Linked DNA regions of Homo sapiens: all the other regions are linked to region 3. A link is an interaction called in ENCODE POLR2A ChIA-PET data of the cell type or tissue named here. Cell type or tissue: PC-9. All regions are shown on one strand. Region 1 overlaps HBP1 (HMG-box transcription factor 1). Region 2 overlaps COG5 (component of oligomeric golgi complex 5). Region 3 overlaps COG5 (component of oligomeric golgi complex 5).

Region 1 (8,000 bases), 310 kb after region 3:
ATTCCCTCAGAATTTGCCTCCAAATGAGAATTTATTCATTGAATTAAGGCAGCTTTATTAGAGACAGTGAAGAATCCAATTTCAAAATTATGATTTATCCCATTCAGTTTAGAGATAGGTGATATCTGATGGCCCTCAATGTTAGATGATTGATTACCAGTATATCACATGGGAGCAATGCTAAAATGCAAAGAAAATACCAGATTTGGCTGGGCACGGTGGCTCACATATGTAATCCCAGCACTTTGGGAGGCAGAGGTGGGCAGATCACCTGAGATCAGGAGTTCGAGACCAGCCTAGCCAACAAGGTGAAACCCCATCTCTACTAAAACTACAAAAAATTAGCCAGGTGTGGTGGTGCATGCCTATAGTTCAAGCTGCTCAGAGGCTGAGGCAGGAGAATCACTTCAACCTAGGAGGCAGCAGTTGCAATGAGCCGAGATCACACCACTGGCACTACAGCCTGCGTGACAGAGCAAGATTCCATCTCATAAAAAAAAAAAAGATTTTTGAGCAATAAAGGGTATAACCTGATTTAGAGATCCTATAAAAAGATCAGAAAACAAAACATCTAAAGATAAAATGAGATTTACACCCCTTATAATCAGGATAGTCCAGTTCCCCAGAATTGGAAATAAATACAGAATGCATCCCAGCTGACATTCTCAACTACTGGCGGGGAAGAGACTTACAGGGACGTGAATCCTGTTTCTAGATGTCAAAGGATATGTTTAATAATTAAATACCAGAAGTGTACAAAAAGAGAAATGCAGCATGTACCTGTCACTAAATCTAAGGCCAGTCATTTTCTCAGGAAAAACAAATTGAGCAAGGGGAAAGGTACAAATTACTCTTAAAATGTCTTTAAAGCCTAAAAGTCAGTCACAGAAGTAGACTTCCAAACTAACTTTTTTTAAAAAACACACTTAAACCCACTCTTTTTACTGAAGAAATGGATTACAACTTAAAGATTAATTGCCAAAAGTCACACAAATGACTGACAGATCCAAGAGTTAAAACATTTCAATAGTATTAAAAAGCCTCTTAGCGCTGGGCCCGTGGCTCATGCCTGTAATCCCAGCATTTTGGGAGGCCAAGGTGAGCGGATCACTTGAGCTCAGGAGTTTGAGACCAGCCTGGCCAACATAGTGAAACCCCATGTCTACTAAATATGCAAAAAATTAGCTGGGTGTAGTGGCGCATGCCCGTAATCCCAGCTACTCGGGTGGCTGAGGCAGGAGAATCGCTTGAACCCACAAGGCAGAAGTTGCAGTGAGCCAAGATCCTGCCACTACACTCCAGCCTGGATGACAGTGAGACTCCGCCTCAAACAAACAAAAAAAGACTCTTAGAATTCTTGACTCACTAATTACACACTTATGTGTCTAAAGGAACTAGGACAAAGCTATTCATTACTGTGGTAACACAGTAATGACTTTTCTCATGATATCAAGATAAAGCAAATGGTAGTTTTGATCCTCAGGGTACAAAGACTGGAAGAAGACAGCGTTATTAATATATGGAGAACTTGACTGGTTTGAGAGGGATTCAGCAGTAGAGGACTCGGAGATGAGTAAGGGTACAGGCAACAGAGTAGGAAGGACTTGAGTTGATTTTTATTTCCAGCTTCTACTGAGGACAGCTCTTAAGTTCACCGTTTTGACAACTCTGGCAGCTTGCTACAAATTGCCAGTTCCCCGTACAATCCATAGTTGACTCAGGTGAAAAGCTGTTCCATAAAGATAGAACTGTTAATTGTTAGAACCGTGTCCTCCAACAGATAAATAACATGATTTTAAAAGGTAGATCTTGCACTTTGGGAGGCAGGCAGATGGCTTGAACCCAGGAGTTTGAGACCAGCCTGGGCAACATGGCACAACCCTATCTCTACAAAAAATACAAAAATTAACTGGGTGTGGTGGCATGTGCCTGTAATCCCAGCCATTCAGGAAGCTGAGGTGGGAGGATTGAGCCTGGGAGATACAGGCTACAGTGAGTTGCGCCGCTGTACTGCAGCCTGGGCTATGGCACAAATAATAAAAGGTAGATCCTTACTACTAAGGTAGATAACCTAATTGTCTATGTATTATAAAATAATTACATATAACCCTAAAAATTCCACTTAAACTTTTTACTTTAAAGTCAACCTGGCCGGGCACAGTGGCTCACGCCTGTAATCACGGCACTTTAGGAGGCCAAGGTGGGTGGATCACGAGGTCAGGAGTTCGAGATCAGCCTGGCCAACATGGTGAAACCCTGTCTCTACTAAAAATACAAAAAATTAGCCAGGTATGGTGGTGGGCGCCTGTAGTCTCAGCTACTTGAGAGGCTGAGGCAGGATAATCACTTGAACCTGGAAGGCGGAGGTTGCAGTGAGCTGAGATCGTACCACTGGACTCCAGCTTGGGTGACACAGCGAGACTCCGTCTCAAAAACAAACAAAAAAGTCAACCTAAGAGTTGAATAAAAGCTATTAAAGAATAAGTTTACTTAACTATTCCAGTTACCATGAACCGTATTGAAGTGTTACTCATTTATTGTAATCAGAATTATCACTATTTTTACCTGTTATCTTTCCCTGGATACATCTGAGTATATTCAACTCTGTATTTTTTGGCAAAAAGCATGAAGGCATTCATTGGTCTTTTGCACTTATTAGGAGAAGTGGCACTCACAGTCCCTGAGCTGTGGTTTTTGACAGCTTTAGCATACAAAGAATTGGAAGAGAGCTGTGATGATCCAGGTGAGCCACAGTTTTTACTGAATCCAGATCTTGCAAAGTCTTGACCACCAGGTCCTCCACAAGACAAAGATGCACGACGCTGGCGAGCCATACTACTTAACACATAAACTGCAGAAGAATCCATAGGTGTGAAGTCATAGCTATAAAATTAAAAAAAATAATAATATTTTAATTCAATTTTGAATTCTCTGATTTCTAAAAAGCAGGTTAAAAAAAAAAAAAAGAAAACATCTGATTGGAAATTTCAGTGCATTTCCCCCTATATCATGTTACCAACACTAACAACTTTTGCCACTGATAGTTGCTTATAAAATGAAATCTGTATATGTGCTAACTGAAATTAATTTTTTTAAAAAACCTCTGCAGATAATACAAAAGCTTAAAAAAGACTTTGAACCCCCCAAAGGAATGTTATAATCAGCATACTTTATTCATAGCAAGTAACTCCTCCAAATCCTACACAACCCACTTATTCTTACTTTAAATTCATTTCTGGACAAATGTGACAATATGGTTTCTTGGCCTATAGGCACCCAGACCTAGAAAATTAAAATGGAGTGGCAGGCAACATACCAGGCCTAAGGACTACTATAGAAAACAAATGGTTGGGAAAGGCAGTGAAAAGCTGTTAAATGTGGCTAAAGGAACTTAAGGACAGGCCTGGTGGCTCACGCCTGTAATCCCAACAGTTTGGGAGGCCGAGGTGGGTGGATCACCTGAGGTCAGGAGTTTAAGACCAGCCTGGGCAACATGGTGAAACCCCATCTCTACCAAAAATACAAAAATCAGCTAGGCGTGGCAGCACATGCCTGTAATCCCAGCTATTCGGGTGACTGAGGCAGGAGAATCGCTTGAACCAGGGAGGCAGATCACAGCACTGCACTCCAACTGGGCAACAGAGTGAGACTCCGTCTCAAAAAAAATAAAAAACAAATAAAGGAACTTAAAATGCCCAGTAATCTGGGTCATTTGTTTAGGTAAAGAGAGCCATACATACATCAGTCTCCCGAAAGGCCATCCATGACCTATAACATAGCCTAATAACATAAAGTTCATTGTAAAAACCTGCCTTTGTCAGGAAAGGCCACATTTTGTTCTGTATGTTCAGTTTACATAGACATGGAAATAAGCTAAAGAATTCTCTTTTGTTCCAGCATTAACTCTCTTTCTGCCTATAGTACTTTTCTATCTTCTTGGCAGGAAACCTTTTATTCAGCTTCTAATCTGAACCTAGCTCCTACTTCCTTCCCTGAAACAGAAATTCCGGTAATACATCAAAATAGTTTAATATTAGCTACAGGAATACCATCTACCTAAAGGTAAAACATGAGATTACAAAATTCTAAAGATAGATGGAAACAGCCAAAGGAATGAGGGCGGTCCATGCCACTGACTACACACAGTAAATGACTTCTACCACTTATCAAGCACACAATGTCTTTTTTCTGAAAGTATTGCATGAAATAAATGTACTTAAACTATGACTCCAAAATTACCTCATGAATGCTTAGCAATCAGTATTACGTCAGGAAAACAATGTCTGCTTTCTAGGTTTGCAGTTTTTGTAAGATATCTTCAGCCCCTCCCATACATAATTTAGAAAAATAGCAAACTTCAGCACTGACACAAAATTACCCATCTCTACTGATGGAAAATGATTACAATTTAAAATACTAAAAGATACTGGGTAAGCTAATTACTAAAATTTGAAAACTCCACCATCTAGTGGCACAAATATAACTTATCATCTACTTCCATTATGGATACAACTTAAATCAGTTTTAAATATTCAGTCACAAAATTCAATGACTAACATTACTGCAGCAGTAATGACATAGAGTATCTTTAAAAACAGCTTCATCTTTTGCTATACTACCTTAGGTAAGCATTCATTCTCTTCACTAAAGCACCTGTACCCAAATGTGCCTTTCACAGCTCTACTTTGTGTACATGCCATTCCTTAAGCTTAGAATGCCCATTCTCACTTCACTGTCTAATCATTAGTCTTAATGGCAAACTCCACAATAATGTAGTGCCTATTAACCATGTCACATATATTAACTTATTTAATCCTTCCAATATTATCCCCATTCTACAGATTTTTTTAAAGGAGCCACAGAAATATTAATTTACTCAAGCTTCCATAGCAAATCAATTGCAGAGCCAGGATTTGAATCCAGGCAGTCCAGATCGAGCTCATGTTCCTATCAGGCTACACTGCCTCTCAATCAGCGTGTACATCTACTGTATACATTTACTAATCCATTTCCTTCTCTAGATTGGAAGCAAAGAGGTATGGCCATTCTTAACTCATTTTTTAATCAATTCTGAATAACATAATAATGGAAAATTTTAACTGAGTGCAAATTCCAGCTAGTAATATGACCTTGGGCAAGTTAAATAAACCCTGTAGCCTCAGTTTACTTATCTGTAAAATAAATCTATGCTATGCAGTGGTGCCAAAAAGAACAATAAACATAAGACACAGGGCAGAGGCTGGCACAGTGTATTTTGCCATTAGGAGTATCTATTATTGTAGAAGTATCTTAGGTGAGTAGCTAGAGAACTCAAAATTTGGAATCTTTACAAGATATGGGCTTGAATCCTAATTCTGATACTAACTGCCTTTGTTTTGGGCATGTTCCTTAACCTCTCTCAACTTTACTTCTCTCTGTAAAATGAGGATATAATCTACAAATAGGGTAATTAATATTAAATAAATTAACATTATATATATAGTAGGCACTCAAGTTTGTTAAATCATATTACCTGAACAGAAATGTCAACTTCAAAGAGTCAAAACTGACTGTTTTAAACCCGCCTGAGGCCTAGAAGGTTGGCCTCAATTCTCAATGTTTCAGAATGGGCTACTTACAACAGAACCTTGAATTATGTATGAGAGCTCATCAACTGATTGCTGACTTCTGATTCTTCCTGAGCTAGAAACTACTCACATGTCCTCTGTAAACCATGACCCGAGAATTTGCTTGGAGCAGTCCAACTTGGACTTTTTCCTCTTCTTACCTCTTTCTCTTCTTGCCCTCCCCCTAGGCCAGGCATCATCTCCCTTAACCAGTCTAATCCACAATGAAAATAAAGTCACTTTCAGCTTCTCAATTTTTTCCTGGTTTCTCCATGATGATACCACCCATTTCCACTCCTTTGCAGGGTGGGTGCTCCTGCTGTTATATTGAAGTCACTCAACAGTAAAATGAGACCAATGACTAACATCATCTTGGGAGTGATTATTATTCAGTGAGATCAAATGGTAAGAATTTGCTATCTCAGAAAAGCAGGAATTAGGCAGGCAAGTTTTCCCTTTTACTTTAAAAAAGTTTGGTGCTATGTAATAATATGTAAACTTTACATATATTTGTAAGTTATGAAGCATACAAATAAATGAGTGAACCCACAATCCAAATTAAGAATAATATTTCCAGTATCACTAAGTTCCATATTTGCCACCCCAGAAATAACCACTCTCCTGAATGTTAATCATTCTTTTTCAATAATTTTATTATGAAAATATTACTCATAAATACAACATATAAATACTACAGTAGCATTAGTTTTATTAATATCTTTCTTAATATATAAGATACAGTGTTTCATTATGCAGAAATGACTGCTATCCTTTCAAAAGTCTACTTACAAGGTTGACCCTTGACTAATTTCTAGAACTTGGATTTTGAGGGGTCCCATCATTCCCACAACTGAGAAGAGTAGTTTACTGTGCCTAGACTGGATATACAAACAACACAGTTTACTCTGAATGCCTGCTTTCCTTTTGGAAGTTTGGATTTTGTTATGTGCCAAGCAGAAGAAACCTACGTGACTGCTCTCAATAAAAACCCTAGGTGCCAAGTGCGCCTAACAAGCTTCCCTGGGAGACGACATTTCATATATGTTGTCACAGCCCACTGCTGGGGAATAAAACATGCCCTTAATTCCACTGGGAGAGGATCCCTGGAAGCCTGGCTTCCCTCAGACTTCACCCCACATCTTTTCCCTTTCCCAATTTTGCTTTGTATTAGTATTTTTTTGCCATAATAAGTCACAGCCATGAGCACAACTATGTGCAGAGTCTTGTGAATTCTCTGAGCAAATCATCAAACCTGGGGGCTAGTCTTTAGGGACCCCTGACATAATTATATAATGTGTATTACAAACCATATATAAGGGTTATTTTATTTATTTCTAAGGAACATGATTCCATAAAATAGACTCATACTGTATATTTCCAAGACTTATTTTTACTTAACATTGTTTTAAAAATTGATCCATGTTTTAAAGTTTGTAGCTAAGGTTCATTCATTTTCCACTAATTCCACTATATGATTATATCACACTTCATGGATTCACTCTCCAGTTAATAAGTATTGATACTGTTTCCACATTTTTGCTATCATGAGTAATACAGCTACAAACTTACTTGCACCATCTCCTTGAGCATGACTACAAGAATTTACTTCTCTAGAATATATATAAAAGAGGAATGAAACTGCTAATACTCACCTTTACAAGATAAAGCCAAATTATCTTCCAAAATTTTTCTATCAGGTTACAGTCTCACCAAAACATAGGAGTTATCATTAATCTATATATCCTAAGTATCAGTCCTTAAAATTTTGACTCATTTTTCTAGTTTTTCAAAAAAGAGTGTATATGAGGGATGTAATCAAACAGCATTAAGAGCATAAGCTTGTAGACATTTATCGAGCATGTGGCTTGTGTCAGGCCCTATGCAATTTGCTTTTTTAATAATAGTTTCACTCATCCTCATGATATATAAAACATACTAATTAAACTGAATGAAATAAAATCTACAGGCCAGCAGGGACTCTTGAGAATTCTCTACTTAGTGCCAGTACATGCCTATGGATTTGATAATTATCTTAAAGAAAGAATGAGTCTTTAAATCCCAGATACCTACACACAGACTTTCTCTGGGTTCCTTCTAGGAGCAAGGTGGCCAATTGTTCCAGTTTGTCTAGGACTGAGGGGTTTCCTGAAAGCTAGACTTTCAGTGCAAAAACCAGGAAAGTCCCATATAAATGAAGATAGCTGGCCAACCTTCTGGAGTCAGGACACATGGGTTCTTGTCCTTTTCTGCCACTTACTAGCAACGTGATCTCAGGAATAACCACTTCCCTCTCTAAGCCTTTCTAGATGTGAAGTTTAGGCTATTTTCTACTATTTGTTAAACCATGCAACTAATGCCCTTGGTCAAAATGAGTATGAAACAAAGATACAGTTA
Region 2 (8,000 bases), 100 kb after region 3:
CAAGTTTTAGTAGATAGGGGTTTATTATAGGATATGGTTGGGAGGGCTCAAGAAAAAGACCATAATCTGAGCCTCTCAGAACTACTGAACTGTGGAGAATTGGGCAAGTTGGGCACATATTGCTACCTCCATGTCAGGAAACTGCCCACTGGTGTTTTATATAACCTTCATTGCATTTGATAGCTTCAGAGCCATATTTCCTCTGACAAGATCTAGATCAGCAAAATAGATGTCCCCTGTTCTGCCTTTTGGCACTCATAATGCTAGGGACTATACACCAGGCCCCATTAGAGCTGATAGAAGAAATCCAAACACTCTATGACCAAGCTTGGCAGGGAAAACAACAGAAGTAGGAAAAGTACAGCCTCTGCCATCTAAATGTCAAACAAGTTCTTATAGTTAATGGAACATTAGTCATATCTGGACCCTTTTACAGCAAACACATACTAAAAGGAAGCCAGAATGTATATTGAGCAAGCTCATTCTTAGTATCATCCACATTATTCCATGAGACCATCATAAAGACTCTGTAACTCAGAATATTAAAATACAGAGTTGTCAAATATATCTTCTCCTGTGTTTGTTAGCTGCTGTGGAGCACCACTATTCAACTGGAAAACTTGGAAATCAGCTCATCTAAGGACCAGCACACTTTTTGCGAAGAGACAGATAGTAAATAGTTTAGATTTTATAGGCCATTTAGTTTCAGTTATAACTACTGAACTCTGCTGTTGAGGCAGGAAAACAGTCATAGACAATATGTAAATGAATGAATGTGGTTGTGTTCCATTAACACTTTATTAGCAAAAACAAGCAATAAACCAGATTTGTCCCACGAGCATAGTTTGTTGACTCCTGTTCTACTCTGATTGTTTCTGTATTCTTGTTTCATACCTTAGCTTTCTCATCCTGATTACTGTATTAGTCTTCTATTAGTGTCTGATTTCCATTTAATACTCATACTGCTTCCACAGTGATCTTAATATAAGGCATATCTAGTCATGTCCGTTTGCTACTTAAAATTCTTCAACAACTTTGCTCTTTATAAATCTCAAACTGTAACCCCATTTGCTTTTTGCCATCTTGCTACATCCCCAAATGACACTTATGGCTGTCCCTTGTTTCCCTGAACATAACAGGTTTGTTCAGCCTCTGTGGTTTGCATTTAATGTTAAATATTCTTTGAACACAGTTACTGGTCGAATTTACCTGGCTGTTTGTTTTGTATTCATTCTTTACCCAACTTTGTCCTCCTTAACTTCCCCAAATAGCCTTTCCTGATTCTTGTGGGTGGTTTTAGAACCTCTATTTAGGGTTATAATAGCACCTTTGAAAAAAAAAAAAAAAAGAAGATGCTTAATAATGTTATTTATTATATTTGAGCATTTTATTTATCACACTTGTTATAATATATATATGTTTTGATGTACTCACTGGATTGACGTTCATTAAGACCTAGTACTATATCTTTTATCTCTGTTTTCCCATTCTTTGAATTGCTCAATAAGTATTTGTTAAATATTAAATAATTGGATAAAACACTAGATGATGGTCTTAATGTTTATTTTTCTTTTTCCTTTTTTGAGATGGAGTTTTGCGCTTGTTGCCCAGGTTGGAGTGCAGCGGCACGATCTCGGCTCACTGAAACCTCCGACTCCTGGGTTCAAGTGATTCTCCCACCTCAGCCCCCCGAGTAGCTGGGATTACAGGCACGTGCCACCACACCCAGCTCATTTTTGTATTTTTAGTAGAGACGGGGTTTCGCCATGTTGGCCAGACTGGTCTCAAACTCCTGACCTCAGATGATCGACCCGCCTCTGTCTCCCAAAGTGCTGGGATTACAGGCGTGAGCCACCGTGCCTGGCCCTAATGTTTCTTTTGAAGGATGATTGCTCAAATTATCAAATTCTTTGATAATTACTTCTCAAAGAAATACTTAAGGAATTCCAAGTCAACCTTGAATAAAGATGAATATTTCTACAGAAAATTGATATTAGCATAGTTTGTTTAGTTGTGAGAAAGATGGCAATTTGTATTTCAGGGAGTGCAATGTCATAAGCCTTTTGTATTAATCTAATGGGAAACCTTATGTATATATACTACCTAAAATTTTGCATCTATGACATGTTTTTGATGTATACATTTGTATATATCTTTATGCAGTTCTTAAAATTGTATCATATTTTAGAGTCATGGGACTCAAACCAAGTAATTCTAGAAGGGAAACAGTACCAACGTTTTTGAAACCAAAATATTATCTTCAATAGGGTTGGATAAATTTAACATGTCAAAAAGGAATGGTTACTTTTAAAGGCTTTTTGTTTTTTAATTTAATTCTCTTATATTTAAAGTAAGAAAGTATTTTCTAGCCTAGTTGTTTCTAAATAAATATATATTAGATATTTTATTGTCTTGTGCACATTTTTACCAGTTGTCAAGTTTGACTTTTCTTTGGTTTTTAAATTCATATTAAAAATTAAGAGACTGACAAACTTTTAGGAAGTTAGTATTCCTTAAATATTGATAGTTTTGTTATCTGTTTAGACTATATAAATTTATTCAAAAGATTTATCAAAGTAGATGACTGTTGTTATTTAACCAGTGGCCTATTTCTAATAAATCAGATTAAAAAGACAAAAGTATAAAAGTAATGTGTGTCTGCACGGGTAGGTGTAGAATGATCTGCATAGATCTTAGAAAAATAGGAGTCAGGGAACTATAATTTTGTTGTATGTCTCAGCATGGTTCATAGGAGGATAGGTTCTGCTCAGTGGAGGGGGAGTATTTTCTCCCTGTAAGGCCATATGTATCATATTATCATAGTTTATTGACATTATCCCTTAATATTATCCAATTCATTTGTCTTATTTAGATGTATAAAGTAACCTTCTGAGTACAATTTGGCTCCTCTGTTAGTCCATTTGGGTTGCTGTAACAAAACACCATAAACTGGGTGGCTTATAAACAGAAATTTATTTTTCACAGTTCTGGAGGCTGGGGAAGTCTGAAGGCTGGAGGTGCCAGCAGATTGGGTATCTACTGAGGGCCAACATTCTGATTCACAAATGATGCCCTCTTGATGTGTCCTCATGTGGTAGAAGGAGCAAAGGCACCCTCAAGCTTCTTTTATAAGGGCATGAATCCCATTCATGGGTGCCCTGCCCTCATGATATAGTCACCTCCCAAAGGCCACACCTTCTAATACTATCACCTTGGCAGTTAGGATTTCATCATATGAATTGAGGAGGAAAGACACAAACATTCAGACTATTGCAGCTTGCTGTGTAATTTTCCTAAAGGGAGAAAATGTATTATCTGCCAGTATTAACATTCTGGTTCAGTTCATGAAATTTACTGTATTTCTTATGTATAAATTGATATTTGTGTTTGTAACATCTTTCTGAGTTTAATTGTGTGTGTCTGTCTTCCTCAGACCTGGCTTTCTCACAAAGTCAAGTTTCAGGTTTTGTGGAGCTGAGAGGATTAAACTCTTAATAATCACGTCACTGTGATAAAGCTTCTTGGGAAGCAGGCTGTCGTAGTAGAAAGAGCCTGTGTTTGGGAGCTAGTGCCTTTTCTTCTCAGAGAGCAACAAGACAGAGGTGTCATCCAGCTGTGTCAGCAGGCAATTTAGGAATTAAGAGTGAAACGAACCATTGTTCAGTCTCTGTTCTTTGTCAGGCTCTGTGTTAGTCACTTTACATTTGTTATCTCAATTGCAGTAACAGATCTGTGAAGAAGATATAATTATCCATTTTCTGTATGGTTAAGGAAACAAAGAGATGGAAAGGTTAGGAAATTAACTGAAGATTACATAGCTGGCAAGTAATAGAATCATGATCTGGAGCTCCTGCTTCCCCCTTCTTTAGTAAGACCAAGCAGTTTATTCTAACTTTATTAAATAATTATATTGAAAATTATTTGACAATTTGTGAAGCAATTTGTATTGAAAAGGGAATTTTTATAGCATAAATTTTTTTTTAGGAAGTCTCCATTTGATGATTAATCTAAACTGGTCCTTCAGCATTCCTCAGAATTTTTGTTTTCTGGCCAACTGTTTTTTTTTTTTTTTTTTTTTTTCATCTTCTGAAATTACTGTTTTACGCTCTCTTTACTTTCCATCAACCATCTTCTCTTGCCATACCCCCATTTTACTCTGAGCAGATGTCCTTAATTCCTGCTTCACTGAGAGTCCTCTCACACCACCTCTGCTCTAGATCCTATTTTTTATTTTCTTAGAACCTTATCTTGTTGACATTTCCATCCCTCATTTCCCTTATACTGTCTCCTTCTCATCAACATTTAAACGTGCACATTTTATGCTACTCTCCTCATATGTTCTCTGCTTTTCAGTCTCACAAGCTTTCTATTAGTCGTTCACATCCCATTTTCCTTTCTTCTTTAGGGCCTTGGTACTCTTTTTATGCCTGGAATATGCTTCACGCTCCCTGTTAGAACAGATGCTACAGCTTATATGTATTTTATCCTCAAATTATATTCTCGCATGTATCAGAGATTAAAATAAATGTATAATGTTTATTATAAATATAGACTAAAAGAATTACAGTATTTTAACTTTGAAGTACTATTGCATTCATGAATGATTACGCACTTAGTTTATAGGCTCTTAGCCTGAATAGATGTTCAGTAAACAAGGAACTTTTGAAAAATTACATCATATTATCAGTTACATTTAATAATTAATTTCTGACATTAATTTGATTCCTCAAAAGTGTTGATGATCCTCTCTTATTGAGTATGTAGTTGATGCCCATCATTTTCAATATCAGTTCATTGTAAAAGTTAAAATAGCATGAGTCTTTAGTGCTATCTTTACCAGTTGTGAAATTAGTAGTATTTAATAACACTAAAAATTCTCCATCTTCATTGTCTTCAGTGATTTTTAGATTTTTGGTTATTGACTGATAATTCAATGAGATCTTTTGTTAAAAACTAAATTGTTACTTTCTGTTGAATCATGTTAAAGAAATGGGTGATGTTTCTATTCATTGAATTCTGCCCTTACTAAAATCATAAAAATAGTAATAATAATAATAATAATAATAGAGTCACCTAACTGTAATTTGCAGATAAATTGTCACTTCATTTTTATGGCTGCTATGTTCCCAATGCATCCTCCTTAAATTCTCCTTATGTTGAAATCCTAACCGCCAAAATTATGTTATTTGGAGGTCGGCCTTTGGGAGGTAAACAGGTCATGAAGGTGGGACTCTCTTGAATGGGATTAGTGCCCTTATAAAAGACTTTTTGCACTTACTATCTACCTTCCCCTCTCCTTCTACCCCTCATTTTACTCAGAGCCTGAGAGAGCTGCTTATCCTTTTGCCATGTGGGATCATATTAAAAAGGTGTCCGTTGTCAGGGAAGGGAACATCACACACCGGGGCCTGTTGGGGTTAGGGGGCTAGGGGAGGGATACCATTAGGAGAAATAGGTAATGTAGGTGACGGGTTGATGGGTGCGGCAAAACCACCATGGCACGTGTATACCTATATAACAAACCAGCACATTCTACACATGTATCCCAGAACTTAAAGTATAATTTAAAAAAAAAAAAAGGGTGTCTTTCTGTGAACTAGGAACATGAGCCCTTATCAGATACCCAAACTGCTGGCACCTTGAACTTGGACTTCCCAGTCTCCAGAACTGCAAAAAATAAATTTCTCTTGTTTATAAGCCCAGTCTATGGTATTTTGTTACAGCAGCCAGAACAGACTAATATAATAGCTATTCCTTTGTTATCTGAAGCAACTATTTATTAGAAGAAAGTTAGTGTAATTTCTTTTTTTAGCATTCCTTTCCAAACCAAAATTGTTTTAGTAAATGCAAATAACCTCTTTCATCACTATTTTTTCCTAGTTAATTGCCTAAGTGTTTTGTATTTATTTGTATGTTTTAAATAGCTTTGTAGTATTATAAAATACTATCATATTGCAAAATGTCTATTTTCAGATTTATAAACTAAATGACTGTTTAGATATGGAGGAGCTATTGTTTCTTTCTACACGAAAAATACATAAATAAACTTCTGACCTTACAAAAGTCTTATTACTTCTGTATCGGAAAGATTTATAGTGATATCACTACCATTTTCTTTGGAAAAATTTGGAAGGACTGGTGATGTAGAGCACATCTTCTGGGGATGCACAGAATATGATCATATTAGAAAAAACATTTTTCAACTCTATAGGCAGTCTGTCACAGCATGCGACTAGATATGCCATCCACCTGCAGCTCTTCCTGGTTCCCATTTCTCTCTTTTCTACTCACCATACAATCTTTCACTGACAGAAGTCACACAAAGAAAGGGAGAGGACATTATTTGTTTATTTATTTTTTCAGGATTACAACAGACTCCATTACCTCAGGCTTTAACTAGCTTTCAAAAATAGGTGGTAGAAATTGTGATCTGGATCAGTTCCTGCGTCACCATAGATACCAGTCCCCCACAGTAAAATGATGACATTTTAATTAGGAAGATGACTTTACCTTGTGAATTAGAAGCTTTCCCAGTAAACAAGTATGAGACTTTCTGGAGGTTCAAGGTGGAGGAAGATAATGTGTTTACTTGTCTTTAGAGGTCATCAGGAAAGAGGATTTCTGTGTTCACTTCTTTCAGAGCTTGGTACCTGGCTATAATCTCGACCCTGTGGTAATTGTTGCTAGTGATAGTAACTAAGTATTCATGAACTTGCCTTTTCCCTAAAGCAGAAGACCTTCTTGGTCAAGCCTAGGGTCCTGGTGCTTATCAACTGTCAGCCAAAAGTACCATGACAACCTTAGAGAAGCCAGCTCTAGAGAACCTAGACCTAGACCTAGCTACTCTAAGAAAATAATGTAGAATTGAAGTTCAGTAGATAAATATCTATATAGTATACAGTAAGAAATTTTGATATTATGAGCTCTTTTCACTTTTGCAGTTAAAAATTCTGAATTATTTCTGGTACAGCAAGGATACTAGTTCAAATGCATTGTGTTCAGTGAGCTCTATGGAAGTTAAGCATTATCTTAAGCTTCAAAAAGAAGGTCCTCTTAAAGTTGAACACAGTGATTCCTTTTGTAGTTTGCGATAGTAGTTCTGCAGGCAGCAAGCAATTGTTTTGGGATGTTTTCCTTCCCTTATGACCCAACAAACACCATTTGCCTAGCTTTAAAAGGTACAGCTTTTATATATTTAGCTGTTTTTCTGACTTGTCTCATGGATTATACAACAGAGCCCATCATTTGGGCCTGTGTAAACTCCTTTGTATATTTGGTCCCAGTATTGTTTTTACCACTAACTAGAGTTTCAGTAATTTTTCCCCTCTTGTTCAAAACTTGTTCCTTGGCACACAGTAAACAACTTGAAAGAATGAATGTAGTAAGAGCTCGCGTATTTCCTTTATGACCTTCAAATGATAATTTGCTGTTGTTTCACCATATATTTGTCTGTTTGTTCCCATCACTATAGCTTTCATTAGATTTAATGGAGACCTGATGTGGAGTACATTGGTATTCAATTAAATAAACTTTATGACATGTATAAATAATAATTTTAAAAGTTACTCTTCGGCAATTTCTTTTTAGAGATAACATTGTATATCATTATTAATAATAGTTACATAATATGTACCGTCATAGCTTTTATAATTTAAAAGGATATTTTAAAACTAATCATTTAAATTTTTTTTCTCTAAAGCTTAATGTTAGTTGTGTGACATGTCCTTTTTATTTTATCCTTAAATTTGAATGGAAATTAATTTGAACTCTTACATAACACCCAAAATCATGGGTTGGTAAACTACAGCCCGTGGCCTGTTTTTTTATGTTGCCGCAGTGCTAAGAATTATTTTTATATTTTTAAATGGTTGGAAAAAAGCAAAAACAAACAGCATACGTAGTGTGCAAAGCCTAAACTATTTGCTGTATTGCACTTTAAAGAAAAAATATGCTGATCCCTGCTTTAAATAATTGATTTTCTTGGCAGATACTTTCATCTT
Region 3 (8,000 bases):
AATTTATCCATTTCTTCTAGATTGTCTAGTTTATTTGCGTAGAGGTGTTTGTAGTATTCTGTGATGGTAGTTTGTATTTCTGTGGGATCGGTGGTGATATCCCCTTTATCATTTTTTATTGCATCTATTTGATTCTTCTCTCTTTTCTTCTTTATTAGTCTTGCTAGCAGTCTATCAGTTTTGTTGATCTTTTCAAAAAACCAGCTCCTGGATTCATTAATTTTTTGAACGGTATTTTGTGTCTCTATTTCCTTCAGTTCTGCTCTGATTTTAGTTATTTCTTGCCTTCTGCTAGCTTTTGAATGTGTTTGCTCTTGCTTTTCTAGTTCTTTTAATTGTGACGTTAGGGTGTCAATTTTGGATCTTTCCTGCTTTCTCTTGTGGGCATTTAGTGCTATAAATTTCCCTCTACACACTGCTTTGAATGTGTGCCAGAGATACTGGTATGTTGTGTCTTTGTTTCCGTTGGTTTCAGAGAACATCTTTATTTCTGCCTTCATTTCGTTATGTACCCAGTAGTCATTCTGGAGCAGGTTGTTCAGTTTCCATGTAGTGGAGCGGTTTTGAGTGAGTTTCTTAATCCTGAGTTCTAGTTTGATTGCACTGTGGTCTGAGAGACAGTTTGTTATAATTTCTGTTTACATTTGCTGAGGAGTGCTTTACTTCCAGCTATGTGGTCAATTTTGGAATAGGTGTGGTGTGGTGCTGAAAAGAATGTATATTCTGTTGATTTAGGGTGGAGAGTTCTGTAGATGTCTATTAGGTCCGCTTGGTGCAGAGCTGAGTTCAATTCCTGGGTATCCTTTTTAACTTTCTGTCTCGTTGATCTGTCTAATGTTGACAGTGGGTTGTTAAAGTCTCCCGTTATTATTGTGTAGGAGTCTAAGTCTCTTTGTAGGTCACTAAGGACTTGCTTTATGAATCTGGGTTGTCCTGTATTAGGTGCATATACATTTAGGATAGTTAGCTCTTCTTGTTGAATTGATCCCTTTACCATTATGTAATGGCCTTCTTTGTCTCTTTTGATCTTTGTTGGTTTAAAGTCTGTTTTATCAGAGACTAGGATTGCAACCCCTGCCTTTTTTTGTTTTCCATTTGCTTGGTAGATCTTCCTCCATCCCTTTATTTTGAGCCTATGTGTGTCTCTGCACGTGAGATGGGTTTCCTGAATACAGCACACTGATGGGTCTTGACTCTATCCAGTTTGTCAGTCTGTGTCTTTTAATTGGAGCATTTAGCCCATTTACATTTAAGGTTAATATTGTTATGTGTGTATTTGGTCTTGTCATTATGATGTTAGCTGGTTATTTTGCTCGTTAGTTGATGCAGTTTCTTCCTAGCCTTGATGGTCTTTACATTTTGTCATGTTTTTGCAGTGGCTGGTACCGGTTGTTCCTTTCCATGTTTAGTGCTTCTTTCAGGAGCTCTTTTAGGGCAGGCCTGGTGGTGACAAAATCTCTCAGCATTTGCTTGTCTGTAAAGGATTTTATTTCCCCTTCACTTATGAAGCTTAGTTTGGCTGGATATGAAAATTCTGGGTTGAAAATTCTTTTCTTTAAGAATGTTGAATATTGGTCCCCACTCTCTTCTGGCTTGTAGAGTTTCTGCCGAGAGATCCGCTGTTAGTCTGATGGGCTTCCCTTTGTGGGTAACCCGACCTTTCTCTCTGGCTGCCCTTAACATTTTGTCCTTCATTTCAACTTTGGTGAATCTGACAATTACGTGTGTTGGAGTTGCTCTTCTCGAGGAGCATCTTTGTGGCGTTCTCTGTATTTCCTGAATCTGAATGTTGGCCTGCCTTGCTAGATTGGGGAAGTTCTCCTGGATAATATCCTGCAGAGTGTTTTCCAACTTGGTTCCATTCTCCCCATCACTTTCAGGTACACCAATCAGACGTAGACTTGGTCTTTTCACATAGTCCCATATTTCTTGGAGGCTTTGTTCATTTCTTTTTATTCTTTTTTTCTCTAAACTTCCCTTCTCGCTTCAGTTCATTCATTTCGTCTTCCATCACTGGTACCCTTTCTTCCAGTTGATCGCATCAGCTCCCGAGGCTTCTGCATTCTTCACGTAGTTCTTGAGCCTTGGCTTTCAGCTACCTCAGCTCCTTTAAGGACTTCTCTGCATTGGTTATTCTAGTTAGCCATTCGTCTACTTTTTTTTCAAGGTTTTTAACTTCTTTGCCATTGGTTCGAACTTTCTCCTTTAGCTCAGAGTAGTTTGATCTTCTGAAGCCTTCTTCTCTCAACACGTCAAAGTCATTCTCCTTCCAGCTTTGTTCCATTGCTGGTGAGGAGCTGCGTTCCTTTGGAGGAGGAGAGGCGCTCTGATTTTTAGGGTTTCCAGTGTTTCTGCTTTGTTTTTTTCCCATCTTTGTGGCTTTATCTACTTTTGGTCTTTGATGTTGGTGATGTACAGAAGGGTTTTTGGTGTGGATGTCCTTTCTGTTTGGTAGTTTTCCTTTTAACAGACAGGACCCTCTGCTACAGGTCTGTTGGAGTTTGCTAGAGGTCCACTCCAGACCCTGTTTGCCTGGGTATCAGCAGCGGTGGCTGCAGAACAGCGGTGGCTGTAGAACAGTGGATGTTGGTGAACCGCAAATGCTGCTGCCTGATCGTTCCTCTGGAAGTTTTGTCTCAGAGGAGTACCCGGCCGTGTAAGGTGTCAGTGTGCCCCTACTGGGGGGTGCCTCCCAGTTAGGCTGCTCGGGGGTCACGGACCCACTTGAGGAGGCAGTCTGCCCATTCTCAGATCTCCAGCTGCGTAGTGGAAGAACCACTACTCTCTTCAAAGCTGTCAGACAGGGACCTTTAAGTCTGCAGAGGTTACTGCTGTCTTTTTGTTTGTCTGTGCCCTGCCCCCAGAGGTGGAGCCTACAGAGGCAGGCAGGCCTCCTTGAGCTGTGGTGGGCTCCACCCAGTTGGAGCTTCGGGGCTGCTTTGTTTACCTAATCAAGCCTGGGCAATGGCAGGCGCCCCTCCCCCAGCCTTGCTGCTGCCTTGCAGTTTGATCTCAGACTGCTGTGCTAGCAATCAGCGAGACTCTGTGGGCATAGGACCCTCCGAGCCAGGTGCGGGATATAATCCCCTGGTGTGCCGTTTTTTTAAGCCCATTGGAAAAGTGCAGTATTAGGGTGGGAGTTACCCGATTTTCCAGGTGCCTTCTGTCACCCCTTTCTTTGACTAGGAAAGGGAACTCCCTGACCCCTTGCTCTTCCCGAGTGAGGCAATGCCTCGCCCTGCTTCGGCTCGTGCATGGTGCGTTGCACCCACTGTCTTGCACCCACTGTCTGGCACTCTCTAGTGAGATGAACGCGATACCTCAGATGGAAATGCAGAAATCACCCGTCTTCTGCGTCGCTCACGCTGGGAGCTGTTCCTGTTCAGCCATCTTAGCTCCACCCACCCCATGAGAGAATATTCTTAAAACCAAATACGTCATAGAAGCATTATGATACATTTATTGTGGAAGAGAGGGGTAGTTTAAACTTGTTTCATCCACTGATGTTCTTATTGTAGCTATGATATTTCTTAATCTGATAAAACAATACTTATAGGCAAACGTTTCTCACTTATGTATAGATGAAAGTATGATTTATATAACCTTGCCATACAATAGGGACCCATTAATTACTGAAGTAATTAATGTTTTTTGAGATGTCTATAATATGTTGCAGTTGGTGAAGATTTTAGAAAGTTTTATTTCGGCCGGGTGTGGTCGTTCATGCCTGTAATCCAGCACTTCGGGAGGCTGAGGCGGGTGGATCACGAGGTCTGGAGATCAAGACCATCGTGGCTAATATGGTGAAACCCTGTGTCTACTAAAAAAAAAAAAAAAAAAATACAAAAAATTAGCTGGGCATGGTGGTGGGTGCCTGTAGTCCCAGCTACTCGGGAGGCTGAGGCAGGAGAATGGTGTGAACCCGGGAGGCAGAGCTTGCAGTGAGCGGAGATTGCACCACTGCACTCCAGCCTGGGTGACAGCGAGACTCCATCTCAAAAAAAAAAAAAAAAGAAAAGAAAAGGAAGTTTTATTTCAAGGCTATTAAAATTGTTCATTGATAGGAAAGGTTGAAAATAAACCATGAGCTTTGAAAGAAGCTGCAGGCTACAGCCTATACTGTGAGCCAGGTGAAAAACTGTAAGTCCCCAGAGGGTGAGAGTGGAAGAGACTGCCTCCAGGATACACACCCCTACAGGGGAACCTGACAATCCAACCCACAGGGGAAGACCTTTATCCTACTCAACACTGGAACTGATTTAGGAAGTGGTGACATATATAAAAGTAGGAACGGCAGTGGGAGCAGCCTTGCGTGCTTTCCCAGTCTGCAGAGTAGACCAAGGGGAGCCATTCATTATTCTGCCTCACAGTGTATCTCATGGAAGTCCGCCAGCTAACTCAGGAAGCAGTCACAGGTTGAAAGAACCTCCCAACTGAATTTCATGATAACCTCGAATGAGGAAGAATTTCCTAGGCCAGAACCAGAGGGTGAGTGGCAAGTGTCCTGTAGCCACAAGCTAGGGAGCTGGGTGCCCCAGCTGTGTGAGCCAACTGGGAGGGGCGTGGCCTGAAACCTGTGGTTCCTGTTTTCCCGCAGGGAAGGCATATGGCTTGGGGCAGTTTTGAGTAGAAGGTCTAGAACTTAGCTGGATGCTGCTACTGGGAAACTGTGGGTGTGAGATCTGCCTTGCGAAGTATGCGGGGAGCTGGGTGAGCTGGGTGGGGTTTACTATCACCTGTTACTTCCCACTCCCTACATACAATTCTCTGTGCAGCAGAGACAGTTAATACACCTCTCTGGAACATTACCCCAGTGCCAGAGAAACCTCCCTCAAACTCCTGCCCAGGGGCTGCTGCTTGCCCCACTTGTGGAGAGTCAGAGCAGGGACCTGCCTGACCCCAGCCCCCACCTGGCTTTACCCCTCCAGCCACCCTGGTAGTTTAACACAAAGGACAGAAACTTTTGGGAGCTTTATGGCCCTGCCCATTCCTGAGAAACCAAAGCACTGCCCCTGGGTAACATAAGACCAACACAAATACCACTGTTAACTACTGCAGCTGGTGCTCTTTTGCACACATCATTTCCTGGCTGGAGGCCAACTAACACAGTCCATTACATCATCTCCAGGTAGAATAATACTGCACCCAGGAAGGAGAAAACTTGTGCATGACCTTACCTGTCACCATTGCCTCTACTACCCTGGCCAACCAGGAGGTCCTGAGTCTGTCCACATAACCTTTTCATTACTACTACAACCATCATTTCAGAAAGCCAACACATTAAGACTATCCATAACCAAGGAATCTCACAGTCTGTGTCACTTTCCTGCCACCCCCATCAGAGCTGGTACTGGTACCCACTGCTGGGAGACTTGAGGACAGGCCATATCTCTGGATTCCTTGCAGGCATTCCAAGCAGCAGCCTAGAGTATGGCAGCCACACTGGGCATCTAGACCCAGAGGAACAACAGCATTCACAGTATTCTTGCCCTTAGGGACACCTGTTTCTAGGGGAAGGGAGAGTGTACCACATCAAGGGACCACCCATGGCACAAAAGAACCCAGGCGGGAGGCCTTGAGTCCCAGATCTTTCCACTGGTGGGAAGTTTCTTTCAGGAGAAATACAGTTGCCATGCTGGGCTCAGCAAGGAAAGTCTGCAGCTCTGCCCCAACAGTCAGGCAGTCCTGGTGCTTGTGAATAGCCTTGGAGAAGATGACTTCTTTTCCCCCTCATTCACCACTGCAGACACAGGTGGGGCTTTTCCCATGGGAGCTTGGCATGGGTATACCTATAGACAACCTCTCTGAAACACTTCAGGGTGACTGCATCCCCACAGGAGGAGCACTTTCCAAGTGCAGGATTGCATGAGAGGCAGAGGCACAATTCCTCTCCACTTGAAACATCAACATTCCTGCAGATGAATTTTCTGCCAGCCTGACAAGGGAGCTAAGGTGGCTCCAGTCCCTCCCTCTGGTAAGACCTCAGTGTGTTTCACTGAGAGCTTCCTCGGCCACCTCTGTCAAGGCTGGGACCTTTCCCCACCATTGGGTATTGCATTTACCCACCTGCTTTAGCCAAAGCTGGTTTTTACCTGTGGACACCTCCTGTATTGGCCTGAAGCCTAAAATATTCAATCCAGTAAATAAAATACTGGGGAAAAAATAAATAAAAAAGTGCACATCACAGGGGAATGAGATTAAGCGTCAAGAGACCTCTACCATTTCAACCCTATGGGAGACAGTGAACTTGCTCACATGACCAACATATTGCTACTACAACCAGCAGCAGAGAAAGCTATCATACAAAGACTCTTAATAACCAAGGAACTCAGAGTTTCCACCCCTGAAAGCACCAAGAACTGAATTCTCTCTTTGAGAGATAAACAAAATGGATAGACCATTAAGCTAGATGAACCAAGAAAAAAAAGAAGATTCAAATAAGCTCAATTAGAAATGAAACTGGAGACATTACAACCAATGCCACAGAACGCAATAGATCATTTGAGACTACTATTAACACCCCTATGCATATCAACTAGAAAACCTCGAGGAAATGGATAAATTCCTGGAAACATACAACCCTCCTAGATTAAATCCGGAAGAAATAGAAACCCTGAGCAGACCAATAACAAGCAGCAAGATTAAATCAGTAATAAAAAAAATTGCCAACAAAGAAAAAGCCCAGGGCTAGATAGATTCACAGCTGAATTCTACCAGATATTCAAAGATGAACTGGTATCAATCTTACTGCAACTATTGCAAAAGATTGAGAAAGAGGGAATTCTCTCTGAATCATTCTTTGAAGCCGGTATTACCCTGATACCAAAACTCAGAAAGGACATAACAAAAAAAGAAAACTACAGAGCAATATCCCTGATGAACATTGATGCAAAAATTTTCAACAAAATACTAACTAACCAAATCCAACATCACATCAAAAAGATAATGCATGGTGATCGAGGGGTTTTATTTCAGGGATGCAGGGATGATTTAACATATGCAAATCAATAAATGTGATATATCACATAAACAGAATTATAAATAAAAACTATATGATCATCTCAATAGATGCAGAAAAAGCATCCGGTAAAATCCAGCATCCTTTTATGATAAAAAACCCTCAACAAACTAGGCATAGAAGGGATTTCCTTCAAATTAATAAAAGCCATATATGACAAACCCACAGCCGACATCATACTGAACGGGGAAAAGTTGAAAGCCTTCCCCCTGAGAACTGGAACAAGACAAGGATGCCCACTTTGATCACTTCTATTCAACATAGTACTGGAAGTCCTAGTCCTAGTCAGAGCAATCAGGGAAGAGAAGGAAGTAAAGGGCTTCCAAATTGGAAAAAGAAAGTCAAACTATCACTGTTCACTGATGATGTGATTGTATACATGAAAAACCCTAAATAAAGACTGCTCCAGAAGACTCCTAGATTTGATAAACAAGTAAAGTCTCAGGTTACAAAGTCAATGTACACAAATCAGTAGCACTGCTACACACCAACCACCAAGCTGAGAATCAAATCAAGAACTTAGCCCCTTTTGCATCTGCAAAAAAGATAAAATACTAGGAATATACTTAACCAAGGAGGTGAAAGATCTCTACAAGGTGAACTACAAAACTGCTGAAAGAAAACGTGGATGACACAAACAAATGGAAACACATCTTGTGTTCATAGATTGGAAGAATCAATATTGTGAAAATAACCATACTGCCCAAAGCAGTCTACATATTCAGTGCAATTCCCCATCAAAATACCAACATTATTTTTCACCGAATGGGAAAAAAAATCCTAAAATTCATTTGGAACCAAAAAGAGCCCAAATAACCAAAGCAATCCTAAGCAAAAAGAACACATCTGGAGGCATCATATTACTGGACTCTTAGTTATACTACAAGGCTGTATACAGTTACCAGAACAGCATGGTTCTGGTATAAAAGTAGGCACATAGACCCAATGAAACAGAATAGAGAACTCAGAAATAAAGCCAAAT

The links. Peaks named below come from ENCODE experiments on the same cell type or tissue, not always from the same donor. Only the 100,000 strongest peaks of a DNase experiment are listed, where the experiment ranks them.
Region 1: POLR2A ChIA-PET joins it to region 3 with 18 read pairs; 2 of 35 experiments call an interaction of 5 or more read pairs at or near these places.
Region 2: POLR2A ChIA-PET joins it to region 3 with 14 read pairs; 3 of 35 experiments call an interaction of 5 or more read pairs at or near these places.

What each region holds. Positions count from the first base shown.
Region 1 is chr7:107,190,717-107,198,716 of GRCh38, reverse strand. It overlaps HBP1 (HMG-box transcription factor 1), which reads right to left. Exons shown (of 11, transcript NM_012257.4): 9 at 2,566-2,883. Among named protein-coding and RNA genes, the nearest start is that of HBP1, 26 kb to the right of the region's middle. In PC-9, a CTCF peak has its summit at 4,392; no DNase peak of the experiment used is centred here.
Region 2 is chr7:107,400,966-107,408,965 of GRCh38, reverse strand. All of the region lies in intron 7 of COG5 (component of oligomeric golgi complex 5), which reads left to right. Among named protein-coding and RNA genes, the nearest start is that of GPR22, 65 kb to the left of the region's middle. In PC-9, no CTCF peak of the experiment used is centred here; DNase peaks (open chromatin) are centred at 3,195, 3,685 and 4,025; H3K4me3 peaks cover 398 bases; H3K27ac peaks cover 1,537 bases.
Region 3 is chr7:107,503,311-107,511,310 of GRCh38, reverse strand. All of the region lies in intron 6 of COG5 (component of oligomeric golgi complex 5), which reads left to right. Among named protein-coding and RNA genes, the nearest start is that of GPR22, 37 kb to the right of the region's middle. RefSeq lists enhancers at 2,366-2,865, 2,866-3,367. In PC-9, no CTCF peak of the experiment used is centred here; DNase peaks (open chromatin) are centred at 4,570 and 5,060; H3K4me3 peaks cover 1,363 bases; H3K27ac peaks cover 2,779 bases.